Linked DNA regions of Homo sapiens: region 1 is linked to region 2. Evidence: read pairs that join two places in POLR2A ChIA-PET (ENCODE). Cell type or tissue: A673. All regions are shown on one strand. Links, peaks and the distances in the headings refer to the core of each region. The heading gives the core; the rest is flanking DNA.

Region 1 (5,394 bases), core at 245-5,244, 160 kb after region 2:
GTATTTGTGCTAGTTCTGCGGGATCTGTTAGGTCAGGTATGGAAAGACATACATTCTTGAATTCCTGTGCCTACTTAGCACTGTTATCCCTGAATTGGCCTTCCTCCTCATTTCCTTGGAATGTGCCATGCTCAATTATTTAGCTGGTTAAAGCTCCCAGTCACAGTCTAAAGCTATGTGTCTCTCTTGACCTGCAGTAATAACTTGATAGGTCCATGTGGCTGCCAAGGTTACACTAAAATCCACCTATACAATGTGTCATGACTGAAAGGACATTCTTCCAGGCATGCTGCTTCATTTTTATGATCATTAGTGATATTATAAAGTTCTTTTGTAGGAGCAATCTGTTCTTATTTCATTTTGTGTTTGCTCTAGAAGTTATGAAGAAGCCAAAGATCCCAGGACCATTTCAGAGCTTCAGATGGAACACTTGGCAGATAGCATGTTTGCAAACACTTTCAAATCATTTAATTGGGCTTCATAAGTAAACAAAAAGGCAAACATGAATTACTTGCCCAGTTTCTTTTTCATGCCACTATTCAAGTGTTCACTGGAAATTCTTGCAGTGTTTTGTATGGCAAAATTGTTCTTCTTGACCTAAGATTGGTGTTAGATGTTGGTTTCCATATAGAGTACCATATTTATGAGTTCTTGTTCTTAGTTAATGACAAAGTTGATTATGAGGGTAACCCATTATAGAATGGGCTCGTTTTGGAAAATTTTCACTTAGTACTTTATGTTCTTTTCTGTAACATATTTATGTTAGAGAGTCTATCTTGGCTAAAGTTGACAATAGAATTTTGGAGAATAGAGCATTTTGGAAAATTTGGAGTCTTTTAGTAATGTGACCCTAATCTGGTATTCCTTATATTCTGACAAAATCCCCATTGGATTAACTTGAGTTTTACATGAAATATACAAGAAGGCTTGGCTCTCCAATGTGCTAGGACTCTAAGAAGCTAGGGAAAAGATGGCTTATATACTGTCTTAAGGAACATTTTCTGCAAATGCTTAAATTAGCAATACCTAAAGGAAAGCTTTTGTAGAAATAAAGCATAATTAAATAAGTGTTTTAAGTTTAAGAATAAAATATATTTTATATATAGAATATAATGCAAAAATTTTCTAATTTGCCAACAAGTTTGTATTTTTTGTCTATACAAGATATGAAAATAATGTGCATCATTACTCCATAGTTGACTTACTAAAAATACTAGCAAAAGAAAATATGTGACAAGGAGTATTAAAACCATAGAAAATTAAGCAACTCATTTTTTATGGTCTTCAGCTGTAAAAAGTCACTTTGCAGTGACTGGAAACTTACATTAAAATACGGAAAATAATTAGAGTTAACAATAGCTAGTACAATCATATTGTTATATCTTTATAATTTGAAATTTAAAGCTGTTTGATATATGTAGAGTTTATATATGGATGCAAAACCAGTCTATACTATACCATGGGAAGTTTGAAGGCAAGTCAACTTTTGAATATTACTTATTTTAAAAACCAAAAGACATTTGTGCTGAGCCTTTTTCTAAATCACTGCTCATTTTTCCAGACATCAATGAATGTGAAATTGGAGCACACAACTGTGGCAAACATGCTGTATGTACCAATACAGCAGGAAGCTTCAAATGTAGCTGCAGTCCCGGGTGGATTGGAGATGGCATTAAGTGCACTGGTGAGTAGGAAAGTAACAGAGGTTGCTTATCAAGGACTGCATAGATTACACATATGAAAATATTAATTATGTAAAGTTATTTTAATTTGTGTATTATTGGTTTTAAATACCACCCTTTCTGTTAATAATGATATAACCTTTTTCTATAAGATCTGGACGAATGTTCCAATGGAACCCATATGTGCAGCCAGCATGCAGACTGCAAGAATACCATGGGATCTTACCGCTGTCTGTGCAAGGAAGGATACACAGGTGATGGCTTCACTTGTACAGGTATGTTCACGCTGGAAACAACTGTGTCAACACTAGTCAGAGAAGCCAGGCATTCCACATTTCTCAGGCTAGCAATTCTTTTTTGAAGACTGGGTCAGTTAATAGAAAAGATTCATCATTTGGCACTAGAGCTCTGTGGGAAAAAAAAAATTGGAACCAGGTCAATTAGGGAGACCTCAAAAGCTTCTCGATAGGTAGATACGTAGGTAGATAGATAGATAGATAGATATTTAGGTGCCATTATCACATCATTTACAGTGATCTGTGCTCTAACATAAAATGATACCAAAAAAGTCATACCATTCTCCACCTCAAGTCAGCTAGGCCTTATAATAGTTACAATTGGCATATATATCATTATATGACTGTATATAATGATGTCATTAGTTTAAACAAATCATACTTCCTTTTATATGCCTAGCCTTTATTTATTATTATTTTTTTTTTGCCTATTTCTCACCAATGACTTCCTTTCTGTACCAACACAAGGATAAGCTTGCTGTAGGGAACTATGTAAGGAGAAGGGATTAGATGTTCTAGATTAGAAGAACAGTATGTATTTCTCTCCAACAGGCCATCATCATCATCATTATCGTCATCATCAACATTCCATATTGGTATAAGTAAAAATTTCAAACCTGCTATGGAATTCATTCACTTCCAGTTTTGCAATAATATATTAATGAAATTTTCTTTTTGGCTCTAATTAATAGCCATAGAATTAACATAAACTTCTATACACATGTAAACATACATGATTAGACTTGTCATTACATAAATTATACATATACTTACATGTGCATATATTTACAGACAGCACTTTTTATATCAGAGCTCTGGAGTTAAATAAAATAATAAGATCCATTAGCCATTAGGTCGCATAGCTGCTCCTATAACTTAAAACATTGATTTATCCTGAGCACTTTGTTCATAAAAAGTCATTTAAGCACAATAGAGGCTAAGGCTCATTAAGTGATTTACCTGGAATTTTTTTTTATTCCCTGAAAGTTTTATCTCAGATGAAATCATTTTTGCCTAACTTATTGATGTTTTGTCATCAAAAACCTCCCATCATTTTGAGAACATATTCAAATTCCATGTATTAGGCATGTGTGGTTTATGTGTTTGATATTTAAATGCCTGTGATTATTAAGAAAACTAGGTAGAGATTAAGCAGATGGAATTTTTCTTCTCCCTATGGTTGCCATTCTTTTGCACTTTTGGTGCCCATCTAAGCTAAGCCTGAAACTTGAGAAATAGACACAAACATGATGTGTCATTTCCTGTCATGGGTGTGCCCTCCATGCGGATGACCCTTCTTGAACAGGCCTTAGTTTGCATGATTCCTTCGGCTTATTCATTTTATATCATTCAGGGTAAATTATCATTCAGGATTCTGAATCAGCCACATGTAAATTTCATATTCAGTGTTAGCCTACCAAAGAGAAAAATAAATGACTTTAAATGTGTCAAATTGAAGTTATGCCAAAACATTGCTGCACTGGAAAGTTGATAGACCTGAGGAATTAGAAAGCCCCTAACCGAGGAAGAGTAACGTGTGTTTCTTTCTGGCTGTAGACCTTGATGAGTGCTCTGAGAACCTGAATCTCTGTGGCAATGGCCAGTGCCTCAATGCACCAGGAGGATACCGCTGTGAATGCGACATGGGCTTCGTGCCCAGTGCTGACGGGAAAGCCTGTGAAGGTAACTGATGGGGAAGCCACTGGGAGCCTTGCTGGGCTTGATGAGATTAGGTTATTTAAACATTCCTGATGCTTTTTTTTTTTTTTTTTTTTAAACTGAGGTGTGTTTTAGCTTCATTTCTAAGCTGGTCAGTTCAGTTTGTAGAGGGATTAGGTTTCCAGCTGACCATTTCTCTTGCTGCACAGAAAACCTCAGCTGACTGGCCACAAGCTGTACATCCAGCCTTGGCCGCATGGTCTGCAAGGGTGTATCCATTGGTCAATGAGGGTAACCAAGTGTGGTTAAATCAGTGCAACCCATTTATCCCTACGGAGGGGGATGCAACCTGTTAATCCCTACTGAGGGAGAAAAGAGCTGAAAGTGCAAGTTCCCTGATAATGTCCTGTTGTGGGATTATCACTAAATATGGAAACACAGGTTTTAATCTCCACTGTATTTGGTTTGTAGAAATAAAAGCAGAGCAAATAGTCTTGTCCATACGTAGAATGGTATGTCTCACATTTGCTCTAAATATCTAACATATATGAACATGGAACAGTTTTGCAAATCTGTTCAATAGGGGACCCTTGGGATACTGCCATATGGCATGGTATCGCTCAGCTTTAGGCTCTGTCATTCTGATAAGTGTTGGTCAGACACGAAGAGTCCTGGGAACCTGTTAGCTAAGGCTGGATCCCATTAGGGAACACAAGATTCTTCCCTTTACCCACATTTGTCAAATTTAAGCACATTCTCCTTCATTGAAAAGAAGATTTCAGTAGAAATAAACAAATGATAACGATTGTCAGTAGAAGTTTAAACAAGACCCTGATTAATGTATTAGTTAATAGTTGTTCCTTGTTAACAAGACGTGAACTCAAAATCAGTCATTAGCTATGACATGTATACTAATTCCCTCATGTATTTTTATGTGAATACTTTTCTTTGTTATGGAACCGTTGGGTGTTCTTTATACAGTTTATATTAAATATGCAGAGTTTGATATAAAACTCCTTGGAGTCAAGAAACCAGATTATGCTCTTGATCATGTGCCTAATACCTTGTTTACTTTTGTTACTCCAAATATCCAAGGAAAACAGGTACTGTGCCACCTCTGGTGACACAAATAGTCACAGTGAAAGTTTTGCTTCTCTTATTGCTATAAGAGAAGGTTTTGTTTGTTTGTTTGTTCTTAATATAAATCATGGCTGGTGGAGTGGTCATGGCTATTTAAAGCTAGTCTCAAGCCTGAAAATGTGACTGTGTGTCAACTGCACACGAAGAATGTTAACAGGAGGCAGAGACAGAGGCCTGGAAGAAGCGTGTGCGGTTTTCCAATCTCCGTCAACAAAGGCAAACACATGCCATAGGACTAGGGACACTGGAGATTATGCAACTAATTATGACAGTTCCCTGAAAGACATTGTGGCTTGTGAAATTTTAATTCACAACAAAAACAGTGACTACATAGATAGATTAAAAAAAAAAAACGAATTTAGCGTAAGGTGGCTTGCTTGCCTCTTACTTTACGAAAGTGATGTGGACCTACGTGGAACACTACAAATGAGATATGTATCTATAAAATGCTCAGCCCGCTGCTTGGCATGTAATAGAGACTGAGGAAAAGTAACCTCTCACCTACGAGACTTCACTGTGCATGGCAAATCATCTAAAAGTCTATAGGAGAAGTGCCCAGATTGGTGTTAGATACTCTGCATTTTCTTAGTATTTACATTAGTTGCCTAATTATATTT
Region 2 (5,394 bases), core at 298-5,297:
ACAGAAAAAGTTTAACAACCTCTGATCTACGTGATAAAAAGTGACTGTCTACTAGGAGTGAGAACTCCTTGAAGGCAGAGATCTTGCTTGTTTTATTTATCTCTAGGAACATCTAGGAACTGGGTATGCGGCACATGTTCAATAGAATAGTTTTTGATAGTTGAACTCTGAGCAATTTTGATGAGCTGATTAACTGGGTATGGTTAATTATATAGACTAGAGCTTGGAGTAAGTATAGCTGAGAAATAAAGGAAAGATGAGTGAAAAATACATCAAGGGAAAGGGATATGAAGTGTCTGAGGTCTTAGGACATTGACTGCAGTTGGGCAGGGTTGGCACGGCATGGTTCCAAGTGACATGGTTTGTAGTGCAGTCTATGAAACGAGTGCCCTCTGGAGCTGTGCAGTTTGCAACCTTGAGCAATCTTGTGAGCCCGTACATAGGTGGCAATGTTGTTAGGGAAAGGAGAGGGACTAGTGGAAATATAAATGTCACTGATGTTGTGAAAGGCAAGGACGGGGAGCTAGTAAAGGATTCTAAGATAGGAACATGATCAGATCTTTGCCACTGGGTAGAGGTGTGAAGGGTAGATGATTAGAGAGAAGAGAGACTAAAGACAGGGAGATTTGGATTTAGGAGGCTAATATAGGAGTCACAGTGAGAGTCCACGATGGTCTGAGCAAATTCAGTGAAAGGGGTGAAGAAAGAAGAGACTCAGGTGGTTCCAGAGTTAATGCAGACAGTACTTGACTAGTTGGTTGTGAAAGACAAAGGCGAGGAGGACCTAGAATGCTCCCACCTCCATATATATTCAAACTTACCATACACGAAGTCATTGTAGCACCATAAAGAGAAAATAAAGGGAAACGAGATCAGGCCTAGGCCCTCTACTACCATGAAACAAAGTATTTTCATTTGTGAGTGTTTGAGTTATTTTATTGCTACGTAACAAATTGCCCCAGACTTCGTGGCTTAAAACAACAATTTTATTCTTTCTCATGATTCTGTGGCTCAGGAATTTAGACAGGACACAGTGGGGAATCTTGTCTCTGCGCCCCACAATGTCAGTTGGGCTGGAACAGGCAGTATGACTTCTTCACATATGCATCTGGTTCTGTGACCAGGCACTGGCGCCTGCAGCCCTGTTTACTTGGGTGTGGTTTATCTAAATGGACCCACTGAGGAGGGGAATAAAGGAAGCAAAGAGCCACTTGTCTGGCTCTGCTGGGGGCCTTCCAAGTTTTAAAGCTGTCTCTCATGCAGTCTCCTGCCTGAACCTGCCCCCGGGATGGAGCCATTGAATGTGTTTTTTTTCAAATGGGGAGACTGAGCCCCAGATGCAGCGACTAGGCCTTGCTCAGAGTGAGTGTCTGTTGGGGCTGGATCTTGAACAACAGCCTCCTGACCCTGGTCACATGTGTTAATCCCACATATTGACCGTAGGCTAACTCGAAGGGCTGGGGGCTGGCTGGCTGGGGTCACATGGACTCATATGTCCTCGACATTGCCTGGCTTCCTTGATTCTCCTTTATATAGTCTCAGGTTGTCCCCTTTCTATACGTGGCCTCTCTACATGGTCTTTAGAGCAGCATAGCCAGACTTTTTCCATGGCAGTTCAGGATCTCTCAAGAGCACAAAAGTGGGAACTACCAGACTTTCTTCAAACTTAGCCTGGAATCGCATGACCTGGAATTCCATCCAAGTCATAGGCCTCATCCAGATTGAAGGGCATGGACTATTAAGACCTACCTTTGGATGTGAGGAGCATCATGTGTCTGCTGGGAGGGGAGAAAGTGGAGCCATCTTTGGAGACCAGCTACCACTGTGAGGCAATAGATCTTTGAGAAGGCTAATCAGATACTTTAAGTTTTAATTCTAACTTGATCAAGTTCAGTTGGCTTAGTTCTCTACTGAGGATGCCTCATTGTATTTTGCTGCTGTAACTTCAGAATGAAAAAGCTCCATAAATATTGTGTTTGCATGTTCTGTTAGATTCATGTTAGGGCATTGATCTTAGTTTGTCCACAGTTCTGCATTTAAAGAACTCACAACTGTCAGGAATAAAATGAAAGTTCCTAATGAAGCAGTATGTTTTGTTTTATTCAAATATGAGAATTTCAAAACATCTAACCATTTTCCATTTGCTTTTAAGAAAATCAGCTTTTAAGATTATACATGAAATAAATTTAATGGGCAATCACTCTAATTTATTAACTTTGGTATGTTTTAACTTTCTTCTGTATGGAATTTTATTTTCAATTTCTATTTATAGCCTCAAATGTATGTATCTGTTGGTGTAATCCACCTCAATTTTTTAAATTAGGGGTTATACTAATAAGTAAAAATAGGTTGCAGTTGCTAATAGAATTGGTGTTGTAATGAGCTGAACTGTACTATTTTTCTTATAAATGGAGTAGCCACATTATCAATAGAATAAAATTGGATTAGGAATATAGTCAAGTTTGCATTGTGGGTGTCTTATACTATATCAAATCCTAGATTTAAATTTCTTGTGACTACCACTTTTTCAACTTAAGTGACTTTTTTTTGGTTGAAGTTATCACTGACTCTATTTATTCAGCTCCCTCAGAGCGGAAGAGAGAAAGCAAAAATCCCTATCTCCACCATTCCCAGCCGGAGATGTATTCCAGACAGCAAGCAGGCTCAGAGTGGGAGAACTGCTCCATTAAACAAGTGGTTTAGTTCAACATTTTGAAGGATTATGAATTCCTAGACCATCAGTCATACTTACATTCAAATATAAGTATCCAAACACATCTAAGTCCAAATATAGTACAACCATTTTATGATGTTGGTGTTGGGAGACAGGATTTATGTCTGCCCTAAAGACACATTGTCTGCTGTCAAGTTTCATGGTTTTGAACTGAAGTATGGTAATATCTTTATTAATAAAGACAATGTATTCCAGAGGCAGGGTTTCATTTTGTGTGTGTGTGTGTGTGTGTGTGTGTGTGTGTGTGTGTGTGTGTGGTTTTTTTTTTTTTTTTTTGGTTTCTTCTTCTTCCTTTTCCGGTTCTGTTTCTCCTTCTTTGTTGCCATCTTTTCCTTTTCTTCTTTTTCTTCATCATCATTGTTTCATCTTCTTTTTGTAAGTAATTTCATAAGCTGTGCTGCAAATAAAATAGGGAGGATAGGAATATCAAATGAGAGTTAAAACCTTAAGAAAAGTAAACAAGGTCTAAGTAAAATACAAAATTTTTACCTGGGAACATTGGGGTGTTCAAAAAGCAAAACAGGGTTAAGGTTTTTGTTAGGGGAAGGAAGGAGAAAGCCTGAGGGAAGCAGGAGGAGAGAGCTGGGAGAAGGTTCTGGAGTGAAAGTCTTGCCAGCCAGTGGACCTAGGCTGGACAGAGCAGATGCTGGGTTTTGAAAGAGATTGATGACAACCCCTTCACTCCCGGCAGCATTGGGACCAGGCGACCTGTGGCCTTAATCAGCCTCTTTTAGGGGACAGAGAGCTTATGGAGGAGAGTCAGGACATAAAAGAAAGACACTTGGATGCCAGAAAAGATTCGTATGAAAACATTTAGAGGAATGCAGTGGAAAAGCAGGTTAATCCATTGTCTGGTATGCACCTGTGTATATGGTACTATGTAAAGTTTGATGCATCCTGCTTCTTGTAACTAATGGTTTATTGTGTATCATTTCCCCTGTTCATTCAGTGCTAATTTGTAAGATTGTGTAATCAGACCCTAATAGGTTTGGGCCTTTGATGAATAACTTTTAAAGGACCTTCTTATTTTTAAATGCTTTTATTTTTGCCATTGAAATTATGGCTTATATCTTCTTCCATAGCCAGACCATCCATCTTTAGAAAAATTCATATTATAAATTAGTTATAGTAGGACAGATTTTAGAAATGTATAAATACTGAAACTGAGGCCCAGAGAAGGTCCAGGAACAAGTGCTCAAGGTGCTTATTTTCCTCTCCGGTTCGTAGGTGTGGAAGCTGAGTCACGTGGTAGCGAGAGCTGACCTAAGAGGCGCGTTGTTGGGTAATAGATTGGGCCTCTTTGTGTTCACACCCTCAAGAGGTGGACTGGTATCTGCAAGTTCTCTGCTATACTTGAAATAACCAAACCTTATCAATCCTGTGGGCATGGGTGTTTTCTTTCTCTCATTTATTTGATCTTAGGCAGTGTGATTACTCTCTCAGCGGTCAGCCCTGAAGGGGTGATACTGTAGCAGAGTTTTAGATCCTCAGTACTACCCTGCTCTCAGTGGGAACCTCCACATTAGAAAGGATTGGGTGGGATGGGACTTTTTGAGGGAGGTAGTTGTCAATGAGGGTATCAGTCAGGTGGTTGGAAAAAGAGAAATAGTCTTCTCCGGGAATCGGAAGCATGACTCCTCCCCGCAACCCTCCACCACACACATACTCACACTTCTAATTGGCAGTCAAAGAGTCAAATGACCTGGGATCAACTAAGGCAGTTCTGGGTCTGTGATTAAGCTTGGTTTCTTGTTGTGTAACTTGCTGGCTCAGTTATCCAAACTATACATTAAGAGTTTATGTAATAAACATGCTAAAGAAAGAAAAAAATTCTTAAATTCTTGTGTTTTCCTCCATATCATCTCACCTAGTAATACTGTAAAACATCTGCCTACTCCAAGTGACAACTATGTTATGAGCATTAGCTGCGTTTGAATAGGACCCAATGCTTCATTTTCAGAATGAACACCCTGTCTTGGGCTTGTTGATATTATTATCTTTTTTTCCAATGATTCTAGGCAGAACTGCCATTTGGAATATCTTTCTCTCCCTTTCTGATGGGGTTAATGTCTGAGGAGATGTAGGCAAATGCTTTTCAGTGAAGGACTTGATGTGCAGCCTTTAAGTAGACAAATAGTTTTTTAATCTTTCATGGACTGCTGGTGCTTCACACCCCAGAGTTGAGGCCACTGACCTCAAGTTTGCAAATTTTATATCCCATTACCACCCTGTGAGCTCTGTGCTCCCCAGGGTCACATAGTCGGTGTTTTAGCTGGAATCTGAGAAAGTGCCTGAACATTTCCTGAAGAGTTGGCTAGGAATGTTTGGCAGTTTGGTCATAAAAACCCAGAGCTAGTGGCTGGGGTATATGTTATAATTACCTCACACTATTTCCTATTTGAGCCTGGCTGTGGGTAGTGGGGTATACTGGTATTGATTGTGGGACCATATTTTAAAGGACCAAGGAGTCATTTTCAATGATCACTAATAACCTTTGGCCACACTTTCAGGGAGGTTTGGAAGTGTGGAAATAGACATGCTTTGGGTCAAACCCTGGCTCCACCACCTTCTAGGAGGAAACCTCAGACGAGTGATTTGACCTCTCTGGGCCTCAGTTTCTTCACTTGTAAATGCGATTAAATTACTCATCTTTCTGTGTT

Evidence for each region. ChIA-PET counts read pairs that join two places held together with the same protein. Peaks named below come from ENCODE experiments on the same cell type or tissue, not always from the same donor. Only the 100,000 strongest peaks of a DNase experiment are listed, where the experiment ranks them.
Region 1: POLR2A ChIA-PET joins it to region 2 with 5 read pairs; 3 of 35 experiments call an interaction of 5 or more read pairs at or near these places.

What each region holds. Positions count from the first base shown.
Region 1 is chr15:48,470,818-48,476,211 of GRCh38, reverse strand. It overlaps FBN1 (fibrillin 1), which reads left to right. Exons shown (of 66, transcript NM_000138.5): 33 at 1,562-1,684; 34 at 1,835-1,957; 35 at 3,536-3,661. Among named protein-coding and RNA genes, the nearest start is that of DUT-AS1, 140 kb to the right of the region's middle. RefSeq lists an enhancer at 2,644-3,843. In A673, for the core only: no CTCF peak of the experiment used is centred there; a DNase peak (open chromatin) is centred at 3,241; H3K27ac peaks cover 433 bases.
Region 2 is chr15:48,632,455-48,637,848 of GRCh38, reverse strand. The region is part of intron 2 of FBN1 (fibrillin 1); the gene reads left to right. Among named protein-coding and RNA genes, the nearest start is that of FBN1, 11 kb to the left of the region's middle. In A673, for the core only: no CTCF peak of the experiment used is centred there; no DNase peak of the experiment used is centred there.